Regions from separate parts of the Homo sapiens genome. Here regions 1 and 3 are each linked to region 2. A link is an interaction called in ENCODE POLR2A ChIA-PET data of the cell type or tissue named here. Cell type or tissue: endothelial cell of umbilical vein. All regions are shown on one strand.

Region 1 (2,500 bases), 210 kb after region 2:
TTACAGGCGCGAGCCACTGCGTCCGGCCTCCTCCACCATTTCTTTTCAAGCCTGCGGCCTCCTATTCCTCCCAGTCTCAGCTCAAAGGTCACTTCCTCCACGGGGTCCTCCTTGACCGTCATTCTGAAGTTGTCCCGCTTCCCAGACACCTTGTCACCTTCTGTGCCACTGCCCGGCTCTGTTTTCTTGGGGGCACTTAGCGCTGTTGAAATCACCTACCTTGTCTGTCTGTTCATTTATCACCTGGTCTCTCATGCTGGACTCTTAGTTCCTTGACAGCAGAGTCTCAGCGTTTGCTGCTGTATCCTCAGCATCCAGAGTGGTCCCCGGCACATAGCAGGTGCTCATTTGTGTTGTTGAATGAATGCATCTCTTTTAGTTGTCACTCCAGCCCTGAGAAGCGGGCAGCATTATCCCCATTTTACAGATGAGGTAACTGAGGCTCACAGATGTCAAGTCATGCACCCCAGGTCAGCCCACAACTGGTGACAGAGGTGGAATCCCAAGGCAGCATTTGTCGTCAACTCGAGTAATTTTTTCTAGTCATGTCAGAGAGGACAGAGAAACCAAACAGAACAATCAGGGTCTTTCCTATTTATCATTCTCAGTAATTGCTGAAAAGCCATTTGGATGTTCTCTGAAATTTAAAAAATGTGTAACCCTTCAGGCAAAGTTCACGCTGGGAAGTCCAGGCTGTTCCTGACTTCAGTGGGAACCCTGGCCCTTGGCCACAGGGCCTCAGGCGGAGTCGGGGGTCCCAGCAAAACATTGCAAAACAGGAAAAAATCTAAGGACACAAAAATAAAAGTGATGTGGCAGCGGGAAAGGGGTTGCCATGGCTTTGAGCGACTCGCTGCGCCTGGGTGGGATCCAATGTTTTGGAAGGTTCCTTCACATGACACAGAGTTTTGGAATTTTTCGGCTGGTAAATCCTTCTTAATTCAGGCCCCCAGGCTTGGCCAACTAGCTCCCTGGCTCTGTGTGTCCTGCGGGGGCGTAGGTTGGAAACTGGCCTGCATCAGATTACTCAGCTTTGAAACTTAAATTGTTTGAAGAGAATTTTTTGTTTTGTTTTGCTGGACGATTTTCTTGGAACGGTCTGATGGCAGAGGCTCCCATCACCTGTCCAGAGGACAAATTGATTTTTTAGAAAGGACGCGTGGGTGGTGGAATTCCCTCTTTCCCACTGAGTCATCATATCCTGACATGAGTCATTTTATTACTTGGAGGTCCCCAAAGGTTGTATTTTGAGCTTTGTTTAATAAATATAAATGCATATGCTTAAAATAATTTTTTTTTTTCTAAATTAAGTATTTTTCCGTGAATTTGTGCCCTGGAACAATCGGAACCATCTTAGAGCAGACACCTGCTCTTCCCACCTGTTTCTCTCCCTGGGTTTGGTTGTACCCGGCGTGATGTTCTCTGAAACAATAGACCTGGTATGGGAGTCTCTAGATGGGGCTTCCCTCTGGGAAATGTCAGACTCCAGACAGGGCTGGGGCATGACTAAGGCTCTCCGGACCTTTGCCCTCTGTGACTCATGTCCCTGGTGTCAGTGGCCCCCCGGGCTGGAGCCCATCACTTACCCACAGCTTTGCTGGGACACGAAGCTGCTCTCCAAAGATGCGATCCAGATTGCAACTCCGAAGCTGCCGTGGAGATAGAGAAAATGGTCTCGTTTTCAGGGATCTAAATATTTGCCTAAACTTGGTCCCCTGCATTGAAGAACAGGCTTTTAAGTCCAAGAATCCTGCAGTTCATTCCGTTTGCATCCATTTGAAGGAGGCCACAGAGAAATGAGTTTTTAGTTAGAACACTCATTGTGTCTAAGCACTTCCACCATCAGAAATTGTTCCTGGTACCAAAGGCCTTTGTGTAATTCCCACTTCAAAGGCTGGATTTTGAATCACCCAGCAGACTCGGCCTGAAGCCTGGATTGGCCTCACACTATGTACCTTGGGACTCAGTTTTCCCATCTCTGAGATGGGGTTGGTGGTGTATTAGCAATAGAAGGAGATCAAGGAACTGAAAGTATCAGGCACATAGTAGGTGCTCAGAAAACATCAGCTGCCCTTCTACCTGCACTCTGGGAGCCTGGTTGACTTCACACAGGGTTCAGAGGGCAGAGCCATGTTGGTTTCTTGTCTGGGAGAAGAGTCCTTCTTGGCGAGGTGAATTCCTCTCCTGTCCTTACCCTAGACCCATCAGACTCCTGGAGTCATAGCCTGGCAGCTGGAGGGAGGGTAACTCATGGTCTGCTTCCTCCCCTTCCCATTTTACGGATGGGGAAGTCGAGTCACACAGTGTGGTCACTAGACTTCTTTGAGGTGACAGAGTTCATCAGTGGAGGGCTGGGCCTGAAACCCCAACTTCCTGGTTCCCAGAGTAGCTGGCTGTCTGAAATGTGTGGGGATCATCCACAGATGACAGCTTAGGGCCGAGAAGAGTCACGTCTAGGGTGGGACAGGGGAGGAGCTGAAATCCGACCTCTGTGTAAGAT
Region 2 (2,500 bases):
CCTGGATTTATAGTTTCAGTGGCTGTCAGGCTTCTCATTATTGGGGCTGGATTATTCTTTGTCATGGGAGGCTGTCCTGTGCCTTGTAGGAGGTTAAGCAGCATGCTACAGATTTCTATAGTACCCCTGTCCCCTCACAGTTGTGACAACCAATTATGTCTCCAGACATGACCAAATGAGGGTCAAAATCATCCAAGTTGAGAATGATGATGATATATGGGTACATTTAAATTTATTGACTTTGTGTTGCAGATGATGTCTGCTCTAAAACAGTAAACATTGGATTTACTTAGTCACTTAATCAGCCTGTGGCTCAGCTGATTCATTTGGAGGTAGTAGCTCTGAGCCTGTCTCTTTGATGGTGGCCCTTTGAGGTGAGTGAGTCATCAGCTCTGAGCTTTTTTGATGTGGCAGGTTAGTTAGGGTTATCATAACAGAAATTCTTTATCTTTAATAGTGTATTTCTGGCTGGGTGCAGTGGCTCACACCTATAATCCCAGCACTTTGGGAGGCCGAGGCGGGAGGTTGACTTGAGCCTGGGAGTTAGAAAACAGCCTGGGCAATAAGAGGGAGACCTTGTCTCTACCAAAAAAAAAAAAAAAAAAAAAAAGCTGGGCATGGTGGTGCACGCCTGTGGTCCCGGTATTCAGAAGGCTGAGGTGGGAGGATTACTTGAGCCCAGAAGGTTGAGGCTGCAGTGAGCTGTGATCATGCCTCTTCACTCCAGCCTGGGCAACAGAGTGAGACCCTGTCTCAAAAAAAAAAAAAAGTGTATTTCAGTCAATTGCAACCCATTCCTAATATCCATTAATAGTATGAATGCCCATATGTGGTGAAGTTTTAACTGCATTTGGAAAGAAAACTGGCATTCCTGGTGACTCAACGTTTAATTTTTGTATTAATCTTTTCTGTAATAACAGGCTGGAGTTCTTGTCAGGAAATGGCCCTAGCTGTGGATTACTAATGGGAAAGGGAAGCCTATTTTCCCTGCCTTGGTGTCTCATTTATTGGCTGGGATGCTATAAATGACTCAGGGGCTTTATAGGATTCGAGACACCCGCCCAGGGGCCCAAGTCAGGGCCCTTTGTATTTGGAGATCTTAATTCCTCTCCCAATAGTGACCTGTGCTTGGTTCTGAAGTCACTTCTGACCTCGTGTGGAGCTGTTCTGCCCTCCCTCCCTCCATAAGGGGACCAGTGGTTTTTCCCCAGGGCAAAAAGAGTCATAACCTGCCTCTGTGGATGCCACATCTGTTTTTGTTTTCCCCTGGTATTTTTTAAGTAAGAAGAAATGTGTGTAGGTTAAAGGGCCTATGGGGAGGAGGTTAGAGATAAACACTGTACAATGTGAAACTCTTCCATATGGGGAATGTGAGGATGTTTGAAGGCCAGGCCTAAGACAGGCATCATCCAAACACAGCCCCTGGTCAGTTTCAGTGCCTTAAGGATGTATGCGCATGACCATTTGGTGTGCAAATGAGACTTTATTTAACAATTAAAAGAAGCAGTTTCAGCACCAATGAGTATTTCCTCTCCTTCCTGGAACATTTTAGTAGGAAAGGTGGGAAAGTATTAATTTAAGAGAGAAAGATATGTGGGTGGAGGCATTGAACCTGTGGCCTGTGATGTTGGTCAGGCTATCATAGTAGTCTTCTAATTCATTCGTTGTCAGATGGTCTCCTGAGTGAGGCCTTTGTCAACATCTGACCGTCTGTGGTTCTCTTTTTGCCTTGCTTGGGAATTGTTTCACCTGGAATACAAAATCCCATGGCTCTGTGTTATCCCATGTTTGAAATATTAGTGGAAGCATTTGACTTTTGTAGATATGAAAGCAGATTGCTTTACAAAATCCAGAAGTTCATGAAGGATGCCCTCAGTACAGCTTTTCATTTAAATCCGTGGATACTGAAACTTGCCAACCACAGTAATTACTTTGTCAAAGGTCTTGTTATTGCGCCTAATGTTAAATAACGATTTGGTCCAGGTGCTGAGGAATGCGGACAGAAATGAAGACACGTGTTCGTGGCTAGAACCTAAATTATAGAATTTTTTAAAAAAAGGGTTCTCGATTTAGTCTCTCCAATAGAGAACCTTTCTGTAAATCTTTTCTTTATAATTTTAGAGTTAAATTCTTTATAATTAAAAGCACTCGGCAAATAATGATTCATTTAAACCGGAGTTCTGATTCATTACTCTAATTATTGTTACCATGCAGTGCCCTTTGGCCTGGAAGTGAAACTCGTGTGCTCCTGACACCAGAGGTTAACAGAGCAGGAAGGCAGAGCGCTGTGTCCCCGCAGTGACCAGAATAATTTAGTAATTGTCTAATTACCTGAGGAGTCTAATGCTAATACTAAAAATAGTATTAAAAAATTAAGTGAAAGTCATTTTCTTGTTTCTTGTAACCCATCTGTTCTCTATTTTGGGCAATCGGGTGTCATGGGTGTAAAGTGCGACTCATTTTAAAGGATCAGATCACTTCTCTCCTGTTGGATAAATAT
Region 3 (2,500 bases), 300 kb after region 2:
ATCTCAGCTCATTGCAACCTCCACCTCCCGGGTTCAAGTGATTCTCCTGCCTCAGCCTCCCAAGTAGCTGGGATTACAGGCATGCACCATTACTTCTGGCTAATTTTTGTATGTTTAGTAGAGATGGGGTTTCACCATGTTGGCCAGGCTGGTCTTGAACTCCTGACCTCAAGTGATCTGCCCACCTTGGCCTCCCAAAGTGCTGGGATTACAGGCATGAGCCACTGCACCCATCCAGCCCATTTTTAAAAATCATTATTCCATCTTCCACAACACCAGTGGAAAACTGGTATAATGGCTCCCAAAGTTGTCCATATTCAGATCCCCAGAGCTTGTGAATATGGTTCTCTATATGACAAAAGGACAAAAGGACTTTGCAGATGTGGCTAAGTGATGGATTCTGAGAGGGGGAGATTATCCTGGATTATCTGGGTGGGTTCAATGGAATCACAAGGGTTCTTAGAAGAGGGAGACAGGAGTATCAGTGTCAGAGAAGGAGACAGGAGATGTGATCATGGAAGCAGAAGTGTGTGTGTGTGTGTGTAGGAGAGAGACAGAGAGATTAGTGTGTGTGTGGAAGAGACAGAGAGACAGAGGTGTGTGTGTGTCTGTGTGGAAGAGAGAGAGACAGAGAGACTAGTGTGTGTGTTTGTGTGTGTATGTGTGTGTGTGAAAGAGAGAGACAGAGAGAGACAGAGAGAGAGAGAGATTAGAAGATGATGCGCTGCTGGCTGGCTTGGTAGATGGAGGAAGGGGCTAGGATCCAAGAAACGTGGCCAGCCTCTGGAAGCTAGAAAAGCAGGAAACAGATTGTGCCCTGGAGCCTCCAGGAGGATCAGGCCTGCCACAACTTGACTCTAGGACTTCTGACCTCTACAGCTGTAAGATCCTGAACCAGCATTGTTTTAGGCCATTCATTTTGAGGTGATTCATTACAGCAGCAGTAGGAAGCTCAGACACTGGTTAAAGACGTGCTCATCAACAGAGCGTTCCATTCACGCTGGGGGCTTGACTGCTATGATCTCAGTCCTTACAGTCCTGCCAGGGCATTACTCCTATTATTTCCATTTTACAGATGAGAAAGTTGAGGCTCAGAGAGGTTACATAAATCATCCAAGGTCACACAGCGAGTAAGTGGCAGAGCCAGGAGATGTTCCTACATATTACTCTTCTGCAAAAAATGTACAGGGTTCAAGAGGAGACTGAGAGATGCAAGCCTGGCCCTCTGAGTCAACCCGGGAAGTGATGCCTTATTTTTTCTGACTTGTCAGGATATCCTTCTAACCCCCTAACTCTCCCTCTCTTGGTTAAAAATAGCCTTTGCTCTATTGCAGTTTGGCAGCTCAGTGACCCCTCATTTGTGGCTGCCCATAAGCACACCACAGACCTCCTTGCTTTGGGAAAACAGCTTTCCTGTGATGACAGAAGCCTGAGTCAGGGCTGCTGACGGCAGGGTGAGGGAGAGAGGGCGATTCCTGAGAGCGGCCAAGCTCAGGACACCTCTGGGGCGGGCATCGCAGCCAACTCTGCAAGGCGCCCCATCCCGTCTCATCACACGCCGGGGACCCTTTGGGCATCTGCTTTCTAGAGGCCACTTTAAAAGGAGTTGGAGCAAGTTCTGACCCCCACCCCACGAGCCAGGGAATCCCCTGCTCCCTTGCAAATTTGTTCTTTCTGCTTCTCTACCTGCAGTGATGCCTCTCCCAAGACCCCAGGCTGCTACTACCTGGCTGGCTGTCCAGGGGCAGGACCTGTCCTTCTCTCTTCTGGCCCCAGCCTCATCTATAACTTGGGTGAAGGGATTGGAATATCTCATGTCAGAGGTTCCTGTGACCACCTGCTGGTCCTGGGTGGAGCCTGTCTTGGTCTGCACTTAATGTCTTAAACACTTGTACCTCTGAAAGGACCTCTCGTGTAGGATGGTTTGAGGATTCAACCAGATAGTGCAGGGAAAGGGAAGGGCATAGTCTTGATAGAGTCAGCTCACCATAGATTACTGAGCCTTTTCATTATTATTTTTTATTTTTAAATTTTTGAGACAGAGTCTCACTCTCTCACCCAGGCTGGAGTGCAGTGGTGTAATCTCGGCTCACTGCAAGCTCTGCCTCCTGGGTTCAAGCGATTCTTGTGTCTCAGCCTCCCAAGTAGCTGGGATTACAGGTGCCCGCCACCATCCCCAGCTAATTTTTTGTATTTTAGTAGAGGTGGGGTTTTGCCATGTTGGCCAGGCTGGTCTCTAACTCCTGAGCTCAAGCAATCTGCCCGCCTCAGCCACCCAGAGTGTGGGGAGCCACTGCGCCCAGCCCCTTTTCATTATTATCACTGTTATAGAGTGATGCTCTCCTAACAAAACAGGTTTATTTCCTGCTCTCTCCTCCCGGGTCAGGTTTCTGAATCTAAGCAGAGATTGCAAACAAGTGGTTCCACAAGTCATGCCCAGCCCATGGATGTGTTTACAAGGTGTTATTCTGCACAATTATTTCACAACTTGAAGTAGTTG

What was found. ChIA-PET counts read pairs that join two places held together with the same protein. Peaks named below come from ENCODE experiments on the same cell type or tissue, not always from the same donor. Only the 100,000 strongest peaks of a DNase experiment are listed, where the experiment ranks them.
Region 1: POLR2A ChIA-PET joins it to region 2 with 9 read pairs; 1 of 35 experiments calls an interaction of 5 or more read pairs at or near these places.
Region 3: POLR2A ChIA-PET joins it to region 2 with 5 read pairs; 2 of 35 experiments call an interaction of 5 or more read pairs at or near these places.

The regions. Positions count from the first base shown.
Region 1 is chr20:51,445,888-51,448,387 of GRCh38, reverse strand. The region is part of intron 6 of NFATC2 (nuclear factor of activated T cells 2); the gene reads left to right. Among named protein-coding and RNA genes, the nearest start is that of MIR3194, 5.8 kb to the left of the region's middle. RefSeq lists enhancers at 1,022-1,316, 715-1,914. In endothelial cell of umbilical vein, no CTCF peak of the experiment used is centred here; DNase peaks (open chromatin) are centred at 977 and 1,477; H3K27ac peaks cover 2,236 bases.
Region 2 is chr20:51,659,637-51,662,136 of GRCh38, reverse strand. All of the region lies in intron 13 of ATP9A (ATPase phospholipid transporting 9A (putative)), which reads left to right. Among named protein-coding and RNA genes, the nearest start is that of ATP9A, 110 kb to the left of the region's middle. In endothelial cell of umbilical vein, no CTCF peak of the experiment used is centred here; DNase peaks (open chromatin) are centred at 366 and 956; H3K27ac peaks cover 2,500 bases.
Region 3 is chr20:51,359,511-51,362,010 of GRCh38, reverse strand. No RefSeq gene overlaps it. Among named protein-coding and RNA genes, the nearest start is that of MIR3194, 92 kb to the left of the region's middle. In endothelial cell of umbilical vein, no CTCF peak of the experiment used is centred here; DNase peaks (open chromatin) are centred at 890 and 1,330; H3K27ac peaks cover 2,453 bases.